3 separate regions of the Mus musculus genome follow, and all the other regions are linked to region 1. The links are chromatin loops, found by intact Hi-C in ENCODE. Cell type or tissue: gastrocnemius. All regions are shown on one strand.

Region 1 (8,000 bases):
ATGTGCACGCGTGCACAAGCACACGTGTGGGTGTGACCATATGGCTGGGCTATGACAGGAAAGGAAACCAACAAGGCTGCTTTTGGCTCAGCTTCTCCACTAATTTCTAATGTTTTGCCTCCCTCTCTCCCTTTCCCGGGGCTGAAATGCAGACAGAACCCTGAGGCAGGAGCTTTCAGCTGGCAGGTAAGGATGCGTCCTGGAAAAGGCCAGAAGCTAAGATGGAAGGGAGATGGCATTCTGGGTAACCCACCCACTTCCTTACTGCTACATGAGAAAGACAGGAAACCACAACACGACAACTGTCATGTTCTTACAGTCCCTATAATTCGAAACTTATAATTCTGTTACTATTTACTTACTTATTTACTGGTCCTAAGGACTGAGCACAGAGCCTCGTGAACTGAGCCACACTCCCAACCTCTGTGATAACATTTGCCCACACTCTGCCTTATTCAGGTTGTCTTCTGTCTTTTAAAGATTCACAGTCTAAAGTGTACTGGTTGTTACCACCTCCCAAAGCTATAAAGCATAAAAGCTGGACCACAAAATTTGGTAACTCATCATGAAAGGCCATGTGTCTTTTAGAAGACTACCTAGTATCACGGCAGGAGTGTGTGTGAATAGGAAAGTCCCGTGAAGGTGAAGAACCTTTCATAACAACCTTTGCTTAATTGTAAATAAGAGTCCCAAGAGAGCTACATGAATTCCTTCCTGTCCACACTCCATCACCTCCTACTAGGCTCCAACTCCTCCAAGGTTCCCCTACGTCCCCACAGTATGTAGACGAGAGACCAAACTTCAGACAACGAAACCTTGGGTGATAAACCACATTCAACTCCAGCACACTCCATGGGAGAGATCCACATGGTAGGGAATCAGGACTTACAGTGGATAGAGTGAGTCTGTATAGGAACAGAAATCTGCAAGGAGCTGAACTCTACCAACCACTACGTGAGTGAGCTTAGAAACGGCCTTGTGGGAGATTCTGAGGCAGAGGCACTCCAAGAAGCTGCATCTGGATTCCTTGTCAACAACAATGAAACACTGATGTTTCAAGCTCCTACATTTTGAGATATTTTGTTATACAACAACAGCTGACAAATACATCACATTTCCAACTGTCTGTACAGTACAGACCAAGGAAGGTTTATCTGTGTGCTGTGCCTAAGCAGATATTCCAAGAGTATTTCAGTCAGTGCAGCCTAGTTCAGACAGTACAGTAGGGCACTGAGGTATGGACTGTAAAGACAGTACACCAGGGTACTGAGGAATAGATAGTGGTTCATGGAATAATTTTCCCAGTGGTGATGCTAGGTAGCCATTGACAATGCAGATTCTCTGAAGAAGAGATCCTCTTAGGATCAAATCAAGTTTGGGAAATTTCAACAGAAGAAGGAATTCATCTTAATTGAGATTTAGTCAGGATTCCTTTGGAAACTATTTAACATATCCATTAAAGGTATATCCATTAAAGCTTTAGACTCAGGAAGCCTGATTTGGAGTCCACAGTTCTCTAGTTCTTACCATTTTATCAGCATGCATGCATAAAACTTCACAAACATACTGTCTGAAACCACAGAGCTGATAATCCATTTGATATCAAAGGGGAAAATATATTTCCTTTAATAGCTAACTTATTAATCTTAAAGAAAAAAATCCTAGTAAAAAAGGATTTGTGTGTGTGTGTGTGTGTGTGAGTGTGTGTGTGCGTATGCAAGTGTGAAAGTTTGTGTGCCCACTTGTATCTGGGTGCTGTGTGTGTGTATGGATGCATGGGAACAGACAAAGGTTTCTGATCCTTAAAACATAAAACTGGGGGCTGGAGAGCTGGCGTAGTAGTTAGAAGCACTTGTTGCTCTTGCAGAGGACCCAGGGTCAGTTCCCAGTGCCCACAGATGGCTAGTAAACATCTGTAACTCCAATTCCAGGAAACCTGACGACACCCTCTTCTGACTTCAGTGGTCACCAAGCATGCACACGGTATACACACATAACTGCAGGCAAACACTCATACACCAAAAGTAAAATAAATCAGCATCTTTAAAAATATGGAATTATAAGCATATTCCACAGTGACTTAAATAAACTTTTATACATTAATCTGACATAAAACTGTTTACCACAAGGAAAAATGAACATCTCACATAGAGAGATGGTGGCGTGTTACCTGTCTTATTGTGTCGCCTTCCTGGTTACTAACTGTAATCATTTTATCTTCACCTCCCAAAGCAAGGAGATTCTCTGAATTCCAACATCCACATGTGATTTTCTTAGTATGTTTTCCTGAAGAAAAAAAAAAAGGCAATTTTTGCTGACATGTGGACTTCTCAAAACAGATAAATAAAAAATTAGTTATGCTAATCTTATGTGCCATGGGACTGAACAGACAAGAGATTCTACTCCCACGAAAGCCCTTAGTGTCTATGCAAATTTATATCAAATCCATCATCACTAAGCTAGAAAGTAAAATAACGGTATATAACAACTTTTTTTTTTTTTAAAGATTTATTTTTATTTATTATATGTAAGTACACTATAGCTGTCTTCAGACACTCCAGAAGAGGGCGTCAGATCTTGTTACAGATGGTTGTGAGCCACCATGTGGTTGCTGGGATTTGAACTCTGGACCTTCGGAAGAGCAGTCGGGTGCTCTTACCCACTGAGCCATCTCACCAGCCCTATATAACAACTTTTTGTCTGGATAATATAAACAGGTCTTATCAGGGAACAATGTATTCCTCTACAAATTTTGTTGATTCATCACAGAACCAAGCTTGTAATATACAGGGTCCCTCTGTATAGCCTGGAACTCAGTCTGTAGAACAGGCTGGCCTCGAACTCAGAAATCTCCCTGCCTCTGCCTCCCGAGTGCGCCACCACGCCCGGCAGCTTGTAATATCTTAAAGGAAGCAACCCCTAAAGCACAAAGGTGAAGGGAGCGTTTAGAGAAGAGCCTGTGGGCAGACTGTGTTTCTCTTGGATTAAAGGACTCAGGTGATGCAGTGAAACCAGGAAAGGGAAGGATTACGTGAAGAGAGGCTGAAAGGTGCTGAAGACAAATGCCTTTCTTCTTGAAAATTATATTTATTTATTTATTTGCTTATGTGTGTGTGTGCATGTGCACATACATGGCACATGCATGTGTGCATGTGTGTTCCACAGCGCACATGCAGAGGTCAAAGGACAACCTTTGGGAATTGATTCTCTCCTTCACCATGTGGGTTTCAGGGATTGCATTCATGTTGTAAGGTTTGGCAGCAAGTGCCTTTACCTGCTGAGCCATCTCACTGGCCCATAAATTCTTCTCTTTACCAAGGAGAGGGAGAAGAAACCTTCCTTTCTTTCCGATACACTGTCACACTGCTCAAAACTCAGGCTCAGCATAGCATCAGTAAGAACAGTTAACATGAGCTAGAGTTCTCTGGTCACTTTGGTAACCGAAATGGGAGACTGGCATTATTTAATTAAACTGTCATAACTAACATGTGTACATATCAGAACACTGCATAGCAAGAAATGCCAGTATCTTGTTGAGCTCAAAGGCACAGATCAGTACAGCATGAAATGCATATTTGGTTACTATCCAGTGCTGGTGGATCGAGCACCCCAAGGTGGGATGACCTGATCTTAAGAAAGGTTAAGAAGAGGAGCTGGAGAGAGAGCCCAGGGGTTACGAGCATTTGCTCTTTCCCCAGAGGACCCAACCTCAGTTCCCAGCACCCAGAGCAGGTGGTTTAAAACCATCTGTAATCTCAGCTCCAGTGGATTCAACGCCTCTGGCCATTACAGCATCTGCACTCATGTGTAGCAAAACCTAAACATAGTTTAAAATAATAAAGACAAATCTTTTTTAAACAGTCAAAAGGAAACAGAGCTGAGCCACGAATCCCAAACAAGCATGAGAGAGGCAACAATATACTCATCTAATGGTCCTGACATGGCAATTAATTCTAGTCTTTTCAGGTATGTTTTCATATGATTATTAAGTAAAAATATGGTGCTGGACTATGGTGGCACACACCTTTAATCCCAGCATTAGGGAGGCAGGGACAGGCAAATCTCTCTGAGTTCGAGGCTAGCCTGGTCTACAGAGAGTTTTAGGACAGCCAGGGCAAAGAGAGAAACCTTGTCTTGAAAAAAAAAATGTGGCAGAATCATATTCATATTAAATACAGATTACACACAACATTGTGTTCATATGACAGCCTGATATGAGAATGATCATGCTCTGACATACTATTTCCATACACATCCAGTGTCCAAATCTCTGGGGCTTATAAATGTACTGGAAGACATTTTCAGAGATAAAGTGGGAATCAGAATGCCTACAGGGGTCATACAATTTGTGTGGAAAAGGCTGATTTTTTAACTGGGAGAAAATTTTAGTTTGGTCTAATAGATTAATGATGCTTCTATTTATCTCTCATCACTAAAAATTAAAATTAATACTAAAGAGAGACATGTGAAAATAATTTAAAATGACGCTATGCTCTTAATGGGAAGCACTTCCTCAAGTGTCCTGTAGGTGTCGCTATCTCCAGCGTTTGCTGACTCCCTTAGTGGAGGGGATGCTTTTCTGGCCGCCTGCGTGCAGTTAGCCCTGCTCACTCTACCGCTCATCAGAATGATGCTACAGTGAAGAGGGTCAATCTTCCTGGGTATTCAAGGGGCCAAGGCCAAGTGAACAGAGGGGGAAGGAATCAGAGCACTCCATGCAAGGTCACACGGGCAAACTACTCACATTCCAAAGTCTGCACTCAAGATGGATATTCCCCATGTAAGCAGGCACTGAACACTTTGGTTAACTCACTATGTGGATTAAAATTAGTATATGGTAGAATACAGCCACACTGACTAAAATTAACTAACATGTGGGGTCAACAGGTGTTGATACACATATGAGCTATTCTATGTCTAGAGATACAACCTGGGTGTGAGAGGGGAAATGGGTACCATTAATGTCCTGATGGCCAAAGACACAGGCTGACCTTAACTCAGGAAATCTTAGCAAGCAGGAGAGGGATCCTCTTGGACAGGTATCTAAGATGGACCAGGGAAACATTTTTCTGTGCCATCTCAGGGAAATCCCAGACAATGGAACCAACTCTCAGAACAGCATTGCCAACGTGTAGCAGTGTTTCCAGGTAGAACCTACCAAGAACAGGAATCTTTCGAGATGTCTGATGATTATAAATGAGCAAATTTCCTTTAATGGTCCCAACAGCCAGGAAACTTCCAATTTTTGACCAAAGAAGGAAAGACATTTGATCCCTGTAACATTAAGAGATATGTTACAGAACAGTTCACAACATAAACCCCTTAAGAATCCTCTAAGAAATACTTCATGTATAACTTTAACTTCTGCTTAGAAGCTGAAGTGCGACATTATAGCTCATGAGCTTTTAGCTGTAATATCAGCACTCGGGAGGCAGAGGCAGGCAGGTCTCTGGGAGTCCGAGGCCAGCCATGGCTACACAGTAAGACTCTGTCTCAAGAAAAAAACAAAACAAAACAAAAAATAAACCAAAAACTCGCACAGCTTATGGTTTTTAGATGAAGGCTACATGCTAAAAAGAATTTTGGAGGTGTCAGAGAGATGGCCCAGAAGCTAAGAACACTATCTGGACCCATGTTTGATTACCAGCACTGCCCCCATGGTAACACCAGTTGCTGGAGAGCTAATACCCACTTCTGGCCTCTGAAGGTACAGGAATACATGTGGTTTACAGTCATACATGCTGGCAAGACCATGCATAGAAGGGGAAATTTACATATAATATAAATAAATTAATTAATTAAAAGAAAAACTGGAGGCAGAATATCATCTTGGCAGCAGGTAGACTCAAAATAACAACAACAACAACAATAATAATGAATGTAGACTTTGTTATAGAACTTCAAATTTATAAGGTGACAGTCTTGAGACCTCAGTTTCTTCAAAACGGAGAACTGGTTTTGGAATGTGTTTGCACACTCCTTCTAGGTGCAGTGGAGAGTTTACTTCAGATTATTCATTACTGCTGGCTATTGTTATTTGTTTATATGCCTCTATGGAAAAACATGTTCTTCGCAATGTGAGGTTGGTTTGCCCTGTGTGGTTTCTCCTCCTCCTCCTCTTCCTCCTCCTCCTCCTCCTCCTCTTCCTCCTCTTCCTCCTCTTCCTTCCTTCCCCTCCTCCTCCACAACCACTAACATTAAAATAACAGGAATTAAAAATATTGGTCATTAATATCTCTCAACATCAATGGACTCAATTCCTCAATAAAAAGACACAGGTTAACAGTGTGGGTATGAAAACAAGATTCATTATTTTGTTCCATATAAGAAACACCTCAGCAAGAAAGATATTTATTATCTCAAAGTGGTGGAAAAAGATTTTCCAAGCAAACAGACCCAAGAAGCAAGCTGAAGTAGCCCTTTTACTACAGCCAAAATTAGTCAAAAGAGATGGGGAAGAACACTTCATATTCATCAAAGGAAAAATCAACAAAGATGATGTTTCAATTCTAAATGTCAATGTCCCAAATGCAAGGGCACCCACATTTGTAAGTGAAACGTTATTAAAGCTTAAATCACACATTGAACCTGTCTTAGTTATGGTTTTACTGCTGTGAACAGACACCAGTGATCACTGAGTAGAGAGTTGTTCAGTTTCCATGAGTTTGTAGGCTTTCTGTTGTTTCTGTTGTCCAAATCCAGCTTTAATCCATGGTAGCAATAAGATACAGAAAGTTATTTCACTCTTCTTGTATATGTTGACACTTGCTTTGTGACTGAGTATATGGTCAATTTTGGAGAAGGTTCCATAAGGTACTGAGAAGAAGGTATATTCTTTTGTGTTTGGGTGAAATGTTCTGTAGATATGTTAGGCTTATTTTATTTATAACATCTGTTAGTTTCATTATTTCTCCATTTAGTTTCTGTTTGGATGACCTATTCATTGACGTGAGTTAGGTTGAAGTCTCCCACTATTAATGTGTGGGGTTCTGTGATGATTTGCATATGCTTGGTCCAGGCAGTGGCACTATTAGAAGGTGTGGTCCTGTTGCAGTAGGTGTGCCCTTGTTGGAGTAGGTGTATCATTGTGGGTGTGGGCTTTAAGACCCTCATCCTAGCTGCCTGGAAGTCAGTTTTCTACTAGCAGCCTTCAGATGAAGATGTAGAACTCTCAGCTCCTCCTACACCATGCCTTTCTAGATGCTGCCATGCTTTCACCTTGATGATACAGACACCATGACCAAGGCAACTCTTATTATGACAACATTTAATTGGGGCTGGCTTACAGGGTCAGAGATTCAGTGCAGAACTCATTCTATGAGGCCACAGTCACCCTGATACATAAACAATACAAAGATTCAACAAAGAAAGAATTTCTGACCAATTTTCCTTATGAACATTGATGCAAAAATACTCAAATTAAATATTTGCAAGCCAAATACAATAATATATCAAAAATATCATCCACCATTGTCAAGTATGCTTCATCCCAGAGATGCAGGGATGGTTCAACATATGGGAATTCATCAATGTAACCCACTATATAAACAAACTGAAAGAAAAAAAACCCCACATGATCATCTCATTAGATGTTGAAAAACTCTTGAACAAAATCCTACACCCCTTCATGATAAGAGTGTTGGAGAGATTATAGCTGATTTCATTGTGTTTAAAGGTATGTACCTTGGATCTGCATAACTAAACACAATAAAGGCAATATACAGCAAGCCATTAGCCAACATCAAATAAAATGGAGAAAAACTTAAAGCAATTCCACTAAAATCAGGAATAAGACAAGGATGTCCACTCTCTCTTTATCTATTCAATATAGTACTTGAAATTCTAGCTAGAACAATAGGACGACTAAAGGCGATCAAGGGGATACAAATTAAAAAGGAAGAAGTCAAAATATCACTATTCACAGATGATATGATAGTATACATAAGTGACCCCCCAAAATCTACCAGAGAATTCATACAGCTGATAAATACCTTCAGTAA
Region 2 (8,000 bases), 210 kb after region 1:
ACATCCCTGGCCCTCAGTTAGTACTGTTACTTCAGGATGCGCTACATACTTCTGGAGGTGGAGCCTAGTTGGAGGAAGTAGGCCACTCTCGGATATACCTCAAAGGTTATATCTGGTCCCCAGTCCCTTCCTCTTTCTCAGCATCCTGACTGCCAGAAGGTATAGAGCCTCCTTCTTTCGTATTCCCACCACCATGATGTCCTGTCCAAGCACTTGGGACCAAGCAACCATGGACGAAAGCTTTTCAAACCATGAGCAAAATATATCTTCTTCCCTGTGTTATTTCCGCTAGGCACTTTGTCCCAGCAATGATAAGAAGCGACTAGCACAGAGAACATGGGCTTCCCAGAAGCTCACACTTTCCCTTGCTTTGATTTACTGCCCCGCCCACTCCACCCCCTCTCCTGCCCCCAACATCCTGTCACCTTAGCAGAGAATAAACGGGAGACCCAGGAAGTATCTATGCCTGGTGGGCCGGGACTGTGGGAGGAGGGCAAGCAGGTTCAGGACCATGTAAGGAGACTGAGGATGTGAGGGATGCACTCAAGATGACTGCTGGGGGCTGGCAAGATGGCTCAGTGGGTAAAGGCAGTTACTGCGTGAACTTGGTGACCTGAGTTCTAGTCCCAGAACCCCACATAAAGTGGAAGGGGAGAGGTGACTCCACAAAGTTGCCCTCTGACCTTCACATGATCTAGATGCCATGGTATAGGTGCCCTCTCACCATATGCACACACAATAATAGATCATGTAAAAAATAATTTTTAAAAAAGGGAGCAGTGAGAAGCCATGGGTTTGCTTTTTACACCCGAGTTACAGAGAGAGCTTCCCCCACTCTCATGGGTGGCCTTGAACAGCTCTGCGTTGTGACTCTTAACACTTGGTGTGCCTCCTTCTCCCTATCCAGTCTTCCTTTACTCCTGGCACTCTTTTGTCCCAACATATGGGTAAGATAACCTACGGGGCCATTCACAATCCCCTCCTTTCCCATAATGCATCACACACCATTGTTAAACCGCCTTAATATGGCAAGACATAGCATTAGCCTATATGGCCAGAGTCTGGTGAGGCTCCTCACACACAGTAAGGGTCAACTGTCTCTCTTTAATATAACAAATGGATAAATGACTAAAAAGGGCACGAGCCCATATTTCTAGAAAATATAGTTAGCTTGTTCTACATAGTAGACTCCTGTCTTCCTGGTGCTAAGGACCTGCTGACTTCCTCTTCTCACTGTGGTACCTCTGCTTCCTTTCAATGTTTATCATCAATAGCGAGCTTCCTGGAGGAGTGAGATGGTTGAGTATCTGTCTTTAAAAAAAATCAATTCAACTTAAATAAAAAGGAATAAACAAACAATGGAAAAATAAGACTTTCAGGTGTACGTTTAGGGTTCTGCAGGGAAAGGGGCTGTAGGGATCAGGAGGGAGGCTATGGCTGGGTTGGTCTCTGAGTTATTCTCCCTGAGTCATTACTAGTCCTTTTTTGCTTTGAAGGATTTCCAATTTTAAGAGAACTGAGACCTGATCCAGGAAGAACAGCTGTCCCAGCTCCAAGTTCCCTCCCTCACCTAAATGCCGTCCTTGAAGCAGCTAGAAGGGACACTGTTAGATCAGATTGGAAAAAAAATCTTCTAAACCACTCTCTTCTTTTAAACACAGACTGCATTTCATCTTGCCCTTATTATTTCAGATCCAAGGTTATAGCTACTCTGTAGCAGAAAGCATAACAAACTGGAATCCAAAGTCAGGAGTGAGGCAGCCTTCTCTCTGATGTATCTAGGTCACAAGCTGCAAAGATCAAAAGAACTGAGCCACTAGGGAAAACAGGGGAGGCCTCTAGGGACTCACCGTGTTTTGAACCACATTGGTGAGGGCTGACAGCATGCCTCTCGACCCTGCCGCCCCTGGTGGAGGAGGAGTGTGGGGGCCTCTGGCAGGGTCCTGATCTGGAGTCACATCTGTCATGGCAAGAAATAACACCCTGGTTAGAATGCATTTTGCTGATCTGAACTTGGGCTTTTCCCCACTGTGTAGTCATGCACACGGGTGTAACAAAACACCAGGCGAGCACGCCACTCACTTCCAGAGATTCCGTTTTCAGCATCAGTTGGGGCCCCTTCGGGAGATGCAGAATTGGCACTGTGGATTCGTAGGGTTGCCCCTGCCTTTTCTTTGACTGCTGTTAATCCATGACCTGCAAGGACATAAATATATAGTTCACAGAGACATTACAATCTGCACAGTCTGTGACCCTAGACTAATCTCACAAGACCATCTGGACTGCGGGGTTCTACCCTGAATGGCAGCAATGTGTTCAGATTCCCTGTGGTAGGATCCAAAGATGAACTCAGCATGGTCAGGCTGAGTGGCCTTAAAGCCACTCTCTTTTGTGACTCAGTTTCCTCACTATGTTCCCAGACCCCTTTTGGCTTCTGCCATGGTGGCTGTTTTTAACAGGGAAACTCCAAACTCAAGTCAGCGTCTTTGAAAGGCATGTCTTCATCCTGTTTTCTAAAGTGTCATATGGCTGATCAATCGTTCTCTTGTGGTCGCTGTTGGCTTTTTGAAGTCCTAGCACATGGCAGGTGCTCAGTTAACATGGGCTGGATTGAAGTCAGATGACCTTCAATACGTTCCTATGTATAAACCTATGTATAATATGTTCCTAGGATTATATGTATGGTGGCATATAATCCTAACACTCAGGGGGCTGAGGCAGGAGGATGGCAAGTTTGAGTCTAGCCTAGTCTGCATAAGATTCTAGGTCAGTGTGGGCTACTTAGCAAGATCGTGTCTCTAAACAAAACAAAGCCCTCCAAACAAACAAATAAAAAAATAACACTACAGTTCCTCAAACGTACACCATGAAAGGTCTTGAGCTGACAGCTCTAAATCAAAGGGTCACTCAGTGGGGAAATTGGGAAGGAGTAGCAGTCCAAAGTAGGCTGAAGGTCACGGACTCCATCAGACTAATAGCACCTGTATTTCCAAGAAGGGACAGTCTTTATTTCCAAGACACTGGCACAGTTGGGATTCGGTAAGGAGTACAGAGCAGACCTTCCCACTCATTGGGTAAAAACCAACCCTTGACTTGATAGAAAAGAGTCTTCTATTTCATCCACAGACAGCTTGACACCCTGCACTAAGATGGGGTAAGCCTTTCTTAGACAGGAGGAAGGGATCAAAGCACTGGTAGACCACTGCGGTCCTCATGGCTACTGGAGTTCTAGAAGGAAAAACAGCCTGTGCCCCCTCCATCTGGGTGCCTGCTACCTGCCGTGGCATGTAAGGAGAAAGGAAGCACGCATCCTGGGACCCTGGGTTGTTCAAACACGAGGCAGTGGTAACCAAGTCAAAGGAAGACACCAGAGTCAACTAGAACCAGTCAGAATTACAAAACACTGTTCAAATGACTGTTCATCCATCTCTTGAGTTAGAGGAAGACACAGATGAGACTCATACATACTCAAAAGAGTAGTATTTTGGATCTGATATCAATGCATAGAACCCTGTGGAAATCTAGGTGTGGTGGCATGAGTTTGTAGCCTCAGAGCTGGGGACATAGAGACAGATACATCCCTGGGGCTTGACATCCAGCCGTTGTAACTGAATCAGTAAATTTCAGGCCAAGTGAGCCATGCTGTTTCAAAAGGCAAGGCAGACACAATCCTGAGGAATACCCTTTGACTTTCGAGGTTAGCCTTTGGCCTCTGCACATACTCACACATGCACCCCCACATACACACAGAAGGCCGATTTCTCAGTTCTAACCTGATTTATCAAAGCAACACAGGCAATGGTATTTACTGGCTTCTTCCAACGAAAGCTATTTGTCATCATATATTACCTACAAACCCTGAAAACTTAGGAAACATGATTTACAGCTTTAATTACAATAGAAATATGTGCCTACACTCATGCAGATAATTAAACACAGCTCAAACTCATTACTGAGTTACTCGGAAAAAAAAAAAAAAACAAACTGCTAAGCCGAAGACTTAATTATAAGCTTTCAATCTGACTCGAATTAATTCTTTCTAGCCTCCAAAGAATTCCAAACATTTCAATGGAATCTCATCGAAATTTCAGCAAACACTTAAGTCGTTGGCTTCATATTCTTCAAGGTAGTTTAAAAACAACAACAACAACATCCACACAGACTTTCCAAAAGGAGACTGCAGAATTCTCCACGCATAATTCACAGCTATAGATTTCTGAGAGCCAAAGTCAGGGAATAAGTGATCTCTGGAGGCACAGCTTGCTCAGCTCTGGGGCTCAGCGGCGCTCACACTCATTATTAGCTCTTTAATCTTCCGGGGCCTTACATCCCCCTCTTTGACTTCCTCCACAGTAGGTTAGTCTTGTCTGTTTCTCTGTTGGGAGAGCTGCTTCTCATCTTGGCCAGTCTGTAGTCCCAGCACTTGGAAAGCAGAGGAAGGTAAGAGACTAGCCTCAGCTACCTAACAAGTCCAAGGCTTGCCTGGGCTACATGAGATACCGTCTCAAACAAAACAGCAAAGGGAAAAAAAGAACAAGCCTCCCACATGACCACAGACAAGTGTGCATAAACTGTCTCCAGAACTACCCCTTTGTTTTCGGAATGGAAGACAGTTTTCATGTGCATGCAGCTAAGATGTGTTTAAGCCGGCATTTCACCATGGTGCTATCTGTTCTCTGATTAACAATTCTAAGTTTTTTTGTAAGTAAAAGAAAGTACTTTCTGAATTTTCCTAGAAATTCAAATTTAAGCGTTATATTTACCTAAATATTGTGATTTTTTTTTAAATAGGTAGAGACTGCCACACCCTACTTAGCTGAGCCACTTCCAAAGCTTGACTTAGTGTGACATCTAGTGCCCAGATAAGGAAATCATAACAGAGCCACTGGGACTTTTATTTTTGACTAATGACTCCATTTCCAGAGGTTTCTACTAACAAGAAAAAGACAACAAATGTGTGTGACACTACTTGGTGTCGTTTGTGAAATAACTTCACACCACCACAAACCCTAAATATTCTAAAACATGGAAGGCTCCGGAATCCCAAGGCTCTGAGGCTGGGACTGGGTCTGGTTTTCAGGCTGCAGTAGGTGAGTGCTGGAAAGCCAAACCAGAAAACAAAACAAAACAAAACAAAACAAAAAAAAACACAAACAAACAAACAAACAAACAAAAAAAAACCCAGCAAACCCAAATCAAGACAAGAGGGCAAGAATGTCCCAAGAATGTTGCAGGACAGTGTCCTCTAAAAACATTCCATGGCCATCTGGCTTTTTAATTACCTGTGCTTACACGCTAAATGAAAGCAATCTAGACTGAAATCCGCCAAGGACATTGGTCCCACAATTTCTTAGCTGTGTGATGTTAACTTAGTTACCTAATTTGTCCGCGTGTCTCTGCTTCTGTGCTTTTTCTGCCATGAGAATTATAATATCGACCTTCCAAAATCTCTCCTCTATACCTTTAGGACATCCCAGACACTGTATTAAAGTGTCTACTTTTCTTAATAACACTGTGCTAAGAGATGTGTAATACCCCTTCCATAACTGAGAAAACTGAGGTCAATCAAAAGAACGTTATCTGCCAAAGGTCCCAAAGTTGGTAAGCGGGAAGCAGGATTTAAATCCAGTCCATCTGATGCCAGAACCAACATGTATAATCCCTTTGACATACTGAGGAAGTTTTATAGTTGAGAATGCCTTCTAACCTTGAAGGTCAGATCCTTGGTCAGGCTCTTCTTTAGAACACTTTGACTTATGCTAACCTGAACTTGAGTTGCCTCACCTTGACCACACAGCAAGGTGAAGTCCATGTTCGAAGTGTGGCCTTACTCTGGCTCTTGTATCCCAGTCATGCCTTGCACGGTCAGGGTTGATGTTCGGAATCACTCCCTGTACTGGAAGACGTGGGGATGCGGTTGGGTTGGGACCATGGGGTATGGGGTGATACCACACCCCAGTTCAATATTCTTCTTAAGTCCTCTTCTTGTGAATCCTATCAAATCCAAAGGCCCAGCCCATTGGGAGAGAGAGATGAAATAGCATACTTGTGGAGGCTGGGTCTCCGACCAGTGGTAAAGAGGAATAGCTGTAGCTCTAGACAGCATGATCGGGTAGCCCAAGGCTGCTTTCTGTTAGACATATTTGCCAATGGCAAGGGCTGCAGCTACGTCATGAGGAGGTCTCTTCCCATCTAAATTGCTTTCTTTTAAATATATTTCCTTCTTTTAAAAACAGTACATACAAAACAGACAAAACCATCAATTGGTTCTCTGATCTACGTGGCTGAATTTTCCCCTAATACGTTTTGAGGGAAATGGGTATAACATAAAATGTATCCTCTTAAGTGCTCCACTACACAGTTTCATGGAGCAGACACACCGCTAATGTCCACTTCCAGACCTCATTTGTACCCATTAGGCAGTAGCGCCTCCTCCCTCTACCTACCAGGCCCTGATAACCTCTGTTTTACTCTGTGTCTTTCTGATTTTGGTCACTCTAAGAACCCTATCCAAGTGGAATCCCACAGTACTTGCTTTTTGTGCCTGGTCTTGTTTAGCTTAGCATAACGCCACTCAAGGTTCATCCATTTGTGGTGTGTGTCAGAATTCCCTTCCTTTTTAAGGTTGCATATTATTTCACTGTATACCCTGCTTGTTATATATACCATTGGCAGATCTATGGCTTGCACCTACATGTTAGTGTTGTGAATAATGACAGTTTGAACATGGGTATACAATAACTCTCTGAGACCTTACTCTCAAGCCTTCTGAATATATACCCAGCAATAAAATAAGTAGATCACACCCTAACAGTTCTTTATTGGTGTATATTTTGGTTGTTAGCTCATATATGCGCGTTGAACCACCCTTTCCTCTAGCTCTTTGTTCGGATAGTACATCATCAAAGCCTAGCCCCAGCACCCTCTTAAAAACTTTAACCTACACTCCCAGCAACTCTGAGCTTTTTCTATTTTGTATATTTTTTAGATATTTGCCACTTCCTGGAACTTTGTATAATTTTCCTATTCAGAGAGTGTATTCTCTGCTGGCTTTTTTCTCCCTCTTGGGGGAGGGAGCTTTAATTCATTTGTTCACACTCAAGTGACTATGGCACACCCAATACAGTAAGTAGTCACTGCCTGGCTTCTGTATTGACCATCTCTGTACATATACATCAGTGAGCTTTTCAAAGAACCAGCAGAGGTGGGCTGGACTTAGAGGAATGTGCACTTCAAACTCTATGGAGAACGCCAACTGCCCTTTGGAGAGGTCTTGCCTTACACTCTTCTTGGGGGTGAATTGTAATGACAGTCATCTAAAAAATATTGATCTTGCCTCAGACACTTCTCTTAATGAATTCAAGACATAATAACAAGTCGTAGAATGTAGTTTTTTAGAAAAAGATACATCGAGGCTGCCATGCTCAAATAAGCAAACTAAATGCAGCTTTAAAAGGTGACAATCAACTTTCTTTCTGGAAAAGTCTTCGCTCTCCAAAACGATGGGCAAATTTCTCTGTGGTCAATGTTCAATATACCCTACCCTAGGGTCAGGGATAAGAATAAGTGCTACTGAGCTGACAATGTTTGCATCAAAGCCCACCAGAAATCCATCAGTCTTGTTCCTGATACAGAGATTTCAAAGCACTGTGGGAAACTGTAGCATCAATAGCATCATCCTTTTCATGGATGAACCGTGATGGCTATTCTTGGTTATCAACTCAACTACATCTGGAACCAACTAAACCCAAATGGCTGAGCCCACCTGTGAGATACTTTTTTCTCAATTAAACCCTTTGAAATGGGAGGCCCACTTCTAATCCGGATCTTTTGTAGTAGGAAGATCCATCTTTCATCTGGGCCACACTTTCTGCAGGTAGTCTATATAAAGGACATGGAAAAAGGAAGCTCTCTTTCTTCCTTTGTTTGCCAGTCCATTCCTTTGCTGGCATTAGAGCCTACATCTTCAGGATTCTGACATATACTGAAGAGTTGAGACA
Region 3 (8,000 bases), 140 kb after region 1:
GTGTGTGTGTGTGTGTGTGTGTGTGTGTGTGTGTGTGTGTGTGTGTGTGTTTGCTTGTATCTGTGCACCATGTGTCTGCAGTGGCCACAGAGGCCAGAAGAGGGCATTGGGTCCCCTGGGACTGGAGTTGCAGAGGGAACTACATGTGAGCTGCCATGTAGGTGCTGGGAATTGAACAGGGTGCTCTGGAAAAGCAGTGCGGCCTCTTAACTGCTGAGTCATCTCTTAACTGCTGAGTCATCTCTCCAGACCCTGTTTTCTTTAGGCATTTGCCAGTCAGCAGACATTCAGGTGGTTTCCCTATTTCAGTTATTGTGAACTGTGGGGATACGTCTTTGAGAGTCTGATTTCGGCACTTTTGGATGCCAGAAGGTGAGATTGTTGGAGTAAGTGAGATTAGACCGCTCAGTCTTTGAGGAACTTGTTAACTATTTCCCAAGCTGACTGGGCGGTAGTGTCTATCCCACTATCAGAACAAGGACCCACATTACCCCCACTCTCAACAGCATTCTTTATTCATCTTCTCCACATGGGGCACCCTGACAGGAGTCAGTTCGATTCTGATCATGGCGCAAACTTGCATTTTTATGATGACAAGTGATGTTGAACATGTTTGCCTACGCCCATTGGATGTTTGCATCCACCCACAGGACATGGATCTTTTAACAGATGTAAGAATCTGTTCAGGTTCTGTGCGGGATTGTTTGTTCTGAGACACGGTTTTCTTATGCTACCCATGATGGCCTCCAACTCCTAGTATCCAGCAATCCTCCTGCCTCAGCCTCTGGAGTAGCTGAGACAGCAGGCATTACCATCATACCTGATATTTGCCCATTTTAAAATCAGGTTGTCTGTTTTTCTCCGTACTCCTCCTTCCTCGATGGGAATTCCTTACATGTCCTGGATATGCCCGTTTATCAGCTATACCCTGTGAATCTTTCCTCCCATCCCATAGGCTGGCTCTTCCCTCTCTGGATGGTGTCTTTTGTTTGTTTGTTTTTTTTTTTCGAGACAGGGTTTCTCTGTGTAGCCCTGGCTGTCCTGGAACTCACTCTGTAGACCAGGCTGGCCTCGAACTCAGAAATCCGCCTGCCCCTGCCTCCTGAGTGCTGGGATTAAAGGCGTGCACCAACACGCCCTGTGGATGGTGTCTTTTACGTTGTCTTTCCACTTTCATTCAAGTCCCAAGAATCTTGCAGCAAGTTAGCCATAAAGTGGGCCTTTTCACGGTGACTCAAGAATCTGGTCTTTGTATCCCAAAGGACCAAGTGGAACTACTTCACCTTTTCCTGCTTGGTGATACAATGCCATTTTTTTTTTCTTTCTTCTGCACTTGACTATCTTAAAATTAGGTCTGGAGTCTTGAGAAAATGACCACAATATTCAAAGTATTTCAGCAAGGCAAAAAGGTTTGCTTTTACAGAAGGGGGTGTAGCCAGCCTTAATCAAACAAGCAAGTATGCCCTCCAGGAATCTCACTGGGTTTTTATTACTAACTCCAAGGTGTTCTGCGCCTCACTGGGAGTGGCCAGGGTGCTTAGCCTTGCATCCTGCTGCTGGCTAACTTAAAGCAATGCAGCTGAGAACTGCTGATAACTGAGACGGGGATGCAACTTTGAGGTCATACTTTGATCTTAGAAAACTGCTGACTGGGGAGGAATTTTGTTTTTTCCCTGAGACCGTAGCTTTACAAAGTTCTTTAAAAACAGAGAGCCAACTATGTCTCCTTTAAATCTTTAATAGAAAAGTTTCATTTACATGCCCACAAGGAGAAACCAGTCTAACTCTCCAGTACTCTATGGGGAGGGAGCTAAATCCCCCTATTTGTGGGAAATCAGTAAAATTTTGGGATAACATGTGGTGTAGACTGAAATGTATCCTCTCAAATTTTAATATGTTGAAGTATTAACCTTCTTCAACACTGAGGCTGTGACATCTGGAATAAGATTGTGGTACATATAATTTTCTTAAGATGAGATCACTGTCCTGGAACCTAGCTCAGTAGGACTGATGTCCTTTTAAAAAGGAGACCTTTGGGCTAGGGAGGTACTCCTTTTTAAAGTGCTCCCCAGCCAAGAAAAAGGACACAAGTTAGATCCCCAGAACCAGAATGAAAAGCTGTGTGTGTAACATACACTTATAGTCCCTGTAATGGGGAAGTGGAAGGATTCTCGGGACTTGATGATCAGCCAGTTTAGCCAACCAGCAAGCTCCAGATTCCTGCAAAATAACAAAGGTTCATGTCTGCCCCCTACAGGTGTACATGTAGGCACACACATTAGCTTACACACTATGTATACACACTATGCCAATATGTCGACATGGAAAAACACACACATGGAAATACCATGTGAGGATGAAGGAAGTGACTAAGGTGGTGTTTCTGTAAGCCAAGGAAAGCAACAATTTTAAAGTTACAAATGTGATAATTATGTCCATAGCTTCTTTTTCTATTTTAAGAGATTTGGGTCTTTGGTTGGTTGCTTGTGATCGTTTGTGTTGTTGTTGTTTTGGTTTGGTTTGGTTTTTGAGGCAAGGCCTTGCACTGTAACCCTGGGTGGTCTGGTACTGTCCTCCATCAGCATCCCGAGGGTTAGGGACATCATAACTATGTCCAGTGATACTTAGCTCTGAATTATGTTTTCTTATTAGATATCACCACTCTGCAAATAACCGGTTCTCAACCTCGCTGTAGGTCTTGTCATGAGGGGATCAATGGAAGTGACGGCAAGTGATTTGTCCTCACCCTGTCAGTATTTTAACATCACCGCCGCTCTTATAGCTGACCCTGTGAAGGAAGACAACACTACCTGCACTCCCGAAACCCGTCCTGGAAAAGCCTCAGCTGTCGATGAAGATCTGGCCAGGAAAAAGTCTCTCAACCACACTTGTAGATTTATGAAAAGTACGAACAATTGTGCTCACATTTTCTTGCGCCTAGAAACGGATGTAAAACGTAAGTTTGAAAGGAGGTTAGAGGGAATGGGAGAACTTTGGTATCTATACAAAAACATTAAGAAAGAGCTGTGACATTAACCAAATGTCACCGGAAGTTGAGTTGCTGAAGAATTTTGTTGCTGAAACAATGCAACCTGAAAGGGTATTAACCTTTCTATGTATTTAGTTTTCCTATCAAAATGTATTTTTATGGGACTCAACCATAATCGGAGATAGAGGTGGTATGTCTGGGTTGTGAGAGACATGACTTGGGACACTAGAAAGGGACACTAGAAAGATTCTGTCCTAGGAGAGCTGTAGTATGTCTGGTATCTGTGCTTGATGAACAGCCGACAAACCTCAGAATTCAAAGGTGGGAGGTTTTTTTTTTTTTTTTTTAAAGGTAAGTATCCAGAGAGGATTAAAGTTGGCTTTTAGCCAGTTCAACCCATCCTCTCTCAGAGCTGACACAGCCCAGGTGAGGAGAGTTTTCTGATGTGATGTTGTGTGGATTAGGCACCTGGGGGGGGGGGTGTCACCGGTTGCTTCTGAGGGGTAAGAAGGTCGGATGTATGTAAAGTCTGTTCAAGGCTGATTAAGTCCCTAACACCCTGTTCTGAGCCCCACAGTTAATACTTTTTGCTAAGCACTGTGCCCCACCTCACCATAAAGTCTATTATTAGAAAGCACCTTATGGTACATCCCTTCAGCGAGCGCCCTCTGGATGTCAAGCCCTGTGCTGGGACGGGAGCCCAGAGACAGAGGACCAGAAAACTAGAGAATGCAATCACCTGTAAACCGTGCCTCCTGGAGCTGCTAGTGCCATGGGGGACTCTTCCCTAGACATTTTGGTGCTCCAAGAATATGGGCGTTTTCCCATTACTTTAGAATGCTTTTCTAAAGCTTAGCCATATTAAAGGTAATTATTTTTTAAAATTATGTTTTCAGCAAACATAGATATAGAAGGTGCAGCCTCCCCAAATGTTCCTTCACACGAGTCTCTGGGGATATTTTCTATCCAAACTGCATGTACCAGCCTTTACCTGGCAGATCAGGATTTGATCCTTCATCTCTCTGGCCACCCATCCAGGTCAGCGGGGTCCTCTGTCTGCACCAGCGTTCACACTGTTGCCCCACCTCCAGGGCGCCGGCTGGGCCTTTGTTAATTTGAGGGCATATTTGGGGGGGCTACGACCAAGATGATTAATGGCACACAGCTCTGACTCTAGTGCCACTGCCCTGTGGCACTCTTGATGTACAATAAGAACATTGGTATTGGCATCACCTGGAAGTGAAATTAAATGCTAGGGGTTTGAATTGAATGGATCCCTGGGAGCCACTTGGCCAATTTCCTCATTTAGTAGCTTTATTTCATATAGTGGAAAGACATTCAGGGGAGCAAGGGACCCTGTTCCAGTTAAGGCTGCAAACGCCTTCACCATTAAAGGCATGTGCCACAATATTGCCTCTTATCTGAGGTACTATCTCATTGTGTAGAGTGTGTGTGTGTGTGCATGCGCACACACATGTCTGCCATAGCACACGAGTAGAGGTCAAAAGACAGAAACCAGTGGTTGGTTCTGTCCGTGCTTCCTGTAAGCTATAGGGATGATAGAACTGTGTGTTGTTGAGTACTTAAGCCTGCTAACTAGCTAACTAGTCCTTTATTGGTTTATAGTGTTTAATATATATATATTTTTAATTTTTATAGCTGTCACTTGTTCCATGAAGATCACTTGGTACATTTTAGTGCTATTAGTTTTTATGCTAAGCATCATCTTTATTATCCACAAAATACTTGAAGACCACAGGAAAGTGCGGAGATGGCAGAGTAAGTACTAAGAAATAAACGCGTTGCAAGGACTGTCTCTGTGAGGGCATTCCTTTGCCCAGGAAAACACATACAAATACCTGTTTGCCCCCTGATTTTCTTTTTAGTTCAGATGGCCACTTATTGTGTACCTACTATGTGTAAATGCTGGTTCTAGACACTCTAAGAAAGTATCAGTCTTCGAGTCAGCTAGCAAGCAGCAGCCTGCTGTGCTTCCTGGCTGTGAAGGGAGTTCCCAGGTGGAGGGAGCAGCATGCAGAATAAGAGTGATCAGGACTGCCCTGACTTCCCTCAGTGCTAGACTGTTACCAGGAAGTGTAAGACAAATAAGTCCCTACCCCAAGTTGCCTCCGGTTTTGGTATTTGTCATAGCCCCAGAATGAAACCAGAACAATATGTAAACAGTACTATGATTTTCGTTTTGTGCATGAAAAGGGGAAAAAAATGACCAAACTCAGAAAAGTTCATGGTTTCGTCCAAAGCTGCACAATTAACAAAATTACAGTATAAAGACTTGGTATTTTATAGGCATTGAAATCTTTATTTTAAATAAGTGTATGTTATTTGAAAATAATTTTCATAGTTCTATGTTTCTTGAACTCTTTTTCTATGTGAATACAATTAAGAAAGAAAGATACAAGGTAGAAAAATGCCTAGAAAGACATGGGTAGTGGGACATTACCCATTACGGTACCCATTACATTACCCAGTACATTAAATTCTTTCAAATACCTATCCAGATGACAAATTTGATGGCTTTCAAAGGTTTTTCTTACAAGTCTAAGCATATAAAGTCATGGAAAAAAAATCACAATACTCATGCCATTACACATTAATCTGAAATGTTTCCTAGATACTCTACATATCATATCAACGTAGATAAAAGTAGTATTTTATAAATAAGGGTTGATACTTTTCATGAGCAGACGGGCCATAATGATATTTATGGTAGTGGAGAAACCATCACTTTAGAAAGAGTCTGTGGGTTTTTGTTGTCGTTATTGTTTTGTGGTTTGTTTGTTTGTTTGTTTGAGACAGGGACTCAGTACGTAGCTCTGGCTGGCCTGGAACTCACAGAGATATATCTGCCTCTTCCTCCCGGGGCTGTGCTAAGGTTAAAGACTTGCAACCAACAGGCCCTCGTGTTTGTTAATGAGAGAGGACTTAATGGTAAAAGTCCTTCAGTGTCTTGTTGCTCCAGACCCCTTTTGGAACTCCTTGATAACCCTTTAAACCAGAACCAAGAAGACAGCAAGAATGTGATTTTGTAAGGGAGGGGCACTGGGGTCTTACTATGTAGTCCAGGCTGACTTCAATCAGTATCCTCCTGCCTCAGCCTCCCAAGTGCTGGGATTAGAGGCATGGACCACCACAGCTAATGTGCTTGTTTGTCATCTAAATGTTTAATTTCTTTTCTTGGAACAGGTCATAAGTACAAATCTACATCTGGTCTCTTAAGAGGAGGTGGCTCTGTGAAGCTGAGCACTTTGAGCATGAGGGTTATTCCAGGTGAGTCTGCGGCAGCCTACGGCTAGGACAGGAGATTCCCAAAGCTGCTGTATCAGTTCAGAGCAAGCTCAAGATCGGAGTTCATTTTCAGTAGCCTTGGGACTGGAATAAAGGAACTGTGGGCAAATAGAATCCAGCTTAGTATTTCTCATTATCAGGGGACAGTCATGATCAAAGCCACCTCCCTAAATAATGGAAAGTTTGCCTAATTGGCAAGAAGAAACTCCTGTGAGTAGGCAGGGGAGAGAAAGCCATAGGGAACACGCCTGGGGTTTATTTTTAAATGAGACAAGATACCATTATTTCTCAGAATTGCATGAAGTAATTGTAGAGTGGGCAGAGCCTCTGCCGGAGCCTTCACTTCACGGGGTGTCTTTGTATAAAGAGAACTCCTAATAGCCTCAATTAAAAAGCCCCCTGTCCTCTCCGGAGAAACCGGGAGGGACTAAGGGGATCCTAATTAGAGCAGCTAAGAAGGCCGTGGGCACAGATGCTCTGGCTCCAGTCTCATCTCTTTCTGACTGTGTGGCCTCCTGAATTCCTGCTGTCAAGTCACATTATAAAGAGAGACTATGATATGGACAGGGGGATGTCCTTTTCCTTCACAGAAAAGAAATGATTTTTAAAAAACTGGAAATCCAATCTAGGGCCTGGAGCATATTAGGCAAGCACTCTACACAGCTGAGGCTGTGTCCATCCCCTCTTTCTAAATTTTGAGACAAGATCCCATTAAATTGCTAATTTATAGCTGAGATGGTCCTCATACCTGTGATCCTCCTGCCTCAGCCTCCTGAGTACCTGGGCTTAAAGGTTTGTTACACGGTCTGGCTTTTGTTTAGTTTCCATTTTAATCTCTTCCAGTCTCTCTTTCTCCCTCTCCCCCTCCCCCTCCTCTGTGTGTGTGTGTGTGTGTGTGTGTGTGTGTGTGTGTGTGGAGAGAGAGAGAGAGAGAGAGAGAGAGAGAGAGAGAGAGAGAGAGAGAGAAGGACTTACTACATAGCCCAGGCTGGCCCTCAAGAATTATAGTTCTCCTGCCTCAGGCCCCCGAGTAGTAGGATTATGCTTATATGCCTGTCAAGAAGGAATATTTTGAACTCTTTAAAAAGTCACAGAATTGAGTGATGTTTACTGATATTCTTTGTCTCCAGTGGGTGGACAGCTCCTTTGCACTTGTGAGAAGATACAAAAGGAGGCTTCAGGTCTGCTGTGTAAACTCTTTTTTTAAAAAAAACGACAGGAAACTGGACAACGCCCTGTCTTCTACTGCAGGGCAACAGCAGCCACCTAGAGACCCAGCCAGCCTTTCCCGGGGGGATCATGTGCCTAACGCTTTTGTTAGCTACTGAAACAAGCAGTCACCCAGACCCTTAGTCTGGGAAAAATTAGACTGTGTGCGCCTAAAGACCTAATTTTAAATAATCCAGACTTCCTAGTTGGTATTAGCAAGTTATTAAGCCATGTATGGTTACTTAGCATTAGTTAAACAATATTTAGTGTCGGCTACATATGGATCAAGTTAATAGAAATTTTGTGTGGTTCATGAAAATTTTGTTTAATTAATAACATATTTAAAAAACAACCCATAGTATGGTTTTAAGGAGAAAAACCGATTCCTAAAGGGAGGTAATGATGATTTGTCCGTCTGTCTATCTGTCGGTTCGCTTATCTAGTATACCTGCTCTACCCCAGGAATGGTTTAACCCAACTCTGCCGAGTTTTGTAG

The links. Peaks named below come from ENCODE experiments on the same cell type or tissue, not always from the same donor. Only the 100,000 strongest peaks of a DNase experiment are listed, where the experiment ranks them.
Region 2: it touches region 1 in a loop (10-fold over the local background); 20 of 42 quality-filtered maps call a loop at or near these places.
Region 3: a loop joins it to region 1, with 5 times the contacts of the local background. A loop is called at or near these places in 8 of 42 quality-filtered maps.

Annotation. Positions count from the first base shown.
Region 1 is chr5:65,210,089-65,218,088 of GRCm38, reverse strand. Wdr19 (WD repeat domain 19) reads right to left here. Exons shown (of 37, transcript NM_153391.2): 5 at 5,159-5,274; 6 at 2,171-2,286. Among named protein-coding and RNA genes, the nearest start is that of Wdr19, 14 kb to the right of the region's middle. In gastrocnemius, no CTCF peak of the experiment used is centred here; a DNase peak (open chromatin) is centred at 4,564.
Region 2 is chr5:64,999,994-65,007,993 of GRCm38, reverse strand. Fam114a1 (family with sequence similarity 114, member A1) reads right to left here. Exons shown (of 14, transcript NM_026667.3): 4 at 2,083-2,196; 5 at 1,851-1,960. The region is part of intron 2 of Gm32374 (a long non-coding RNA gene); the gene reads left to right. Among named protein-coding and RNA genes, the nearest start is that of Gm32374, 16 kb to the left of the region's middle. In gastrocnemius, a CTCF peak has its summit at 4,852; a DNase peak (open chromatin) is centred at 1,900; H3K27ac peaks cover 3,411 bases.
Region 3 is chr5:65,070,519-65,078,518 of GRCm38, reverse strand. Tmem156 (transmembrane protein 156) reads left to right here. Exons shown (of 6, transcript NM_001370814.1): 3 at 2,696-2,956; 4 at 4,649-4,768; 5 at 6,194-6,277. Among named protein-coding and RNA genes, the nearest start is that of Tmem156, 17 kb to the left of the region's middle. In gastrocnemius, CTCF peaks have their summits at 2,264 (motif pointing left) and 3,659; a DNase peak (open chromatin) is centred at 3,667.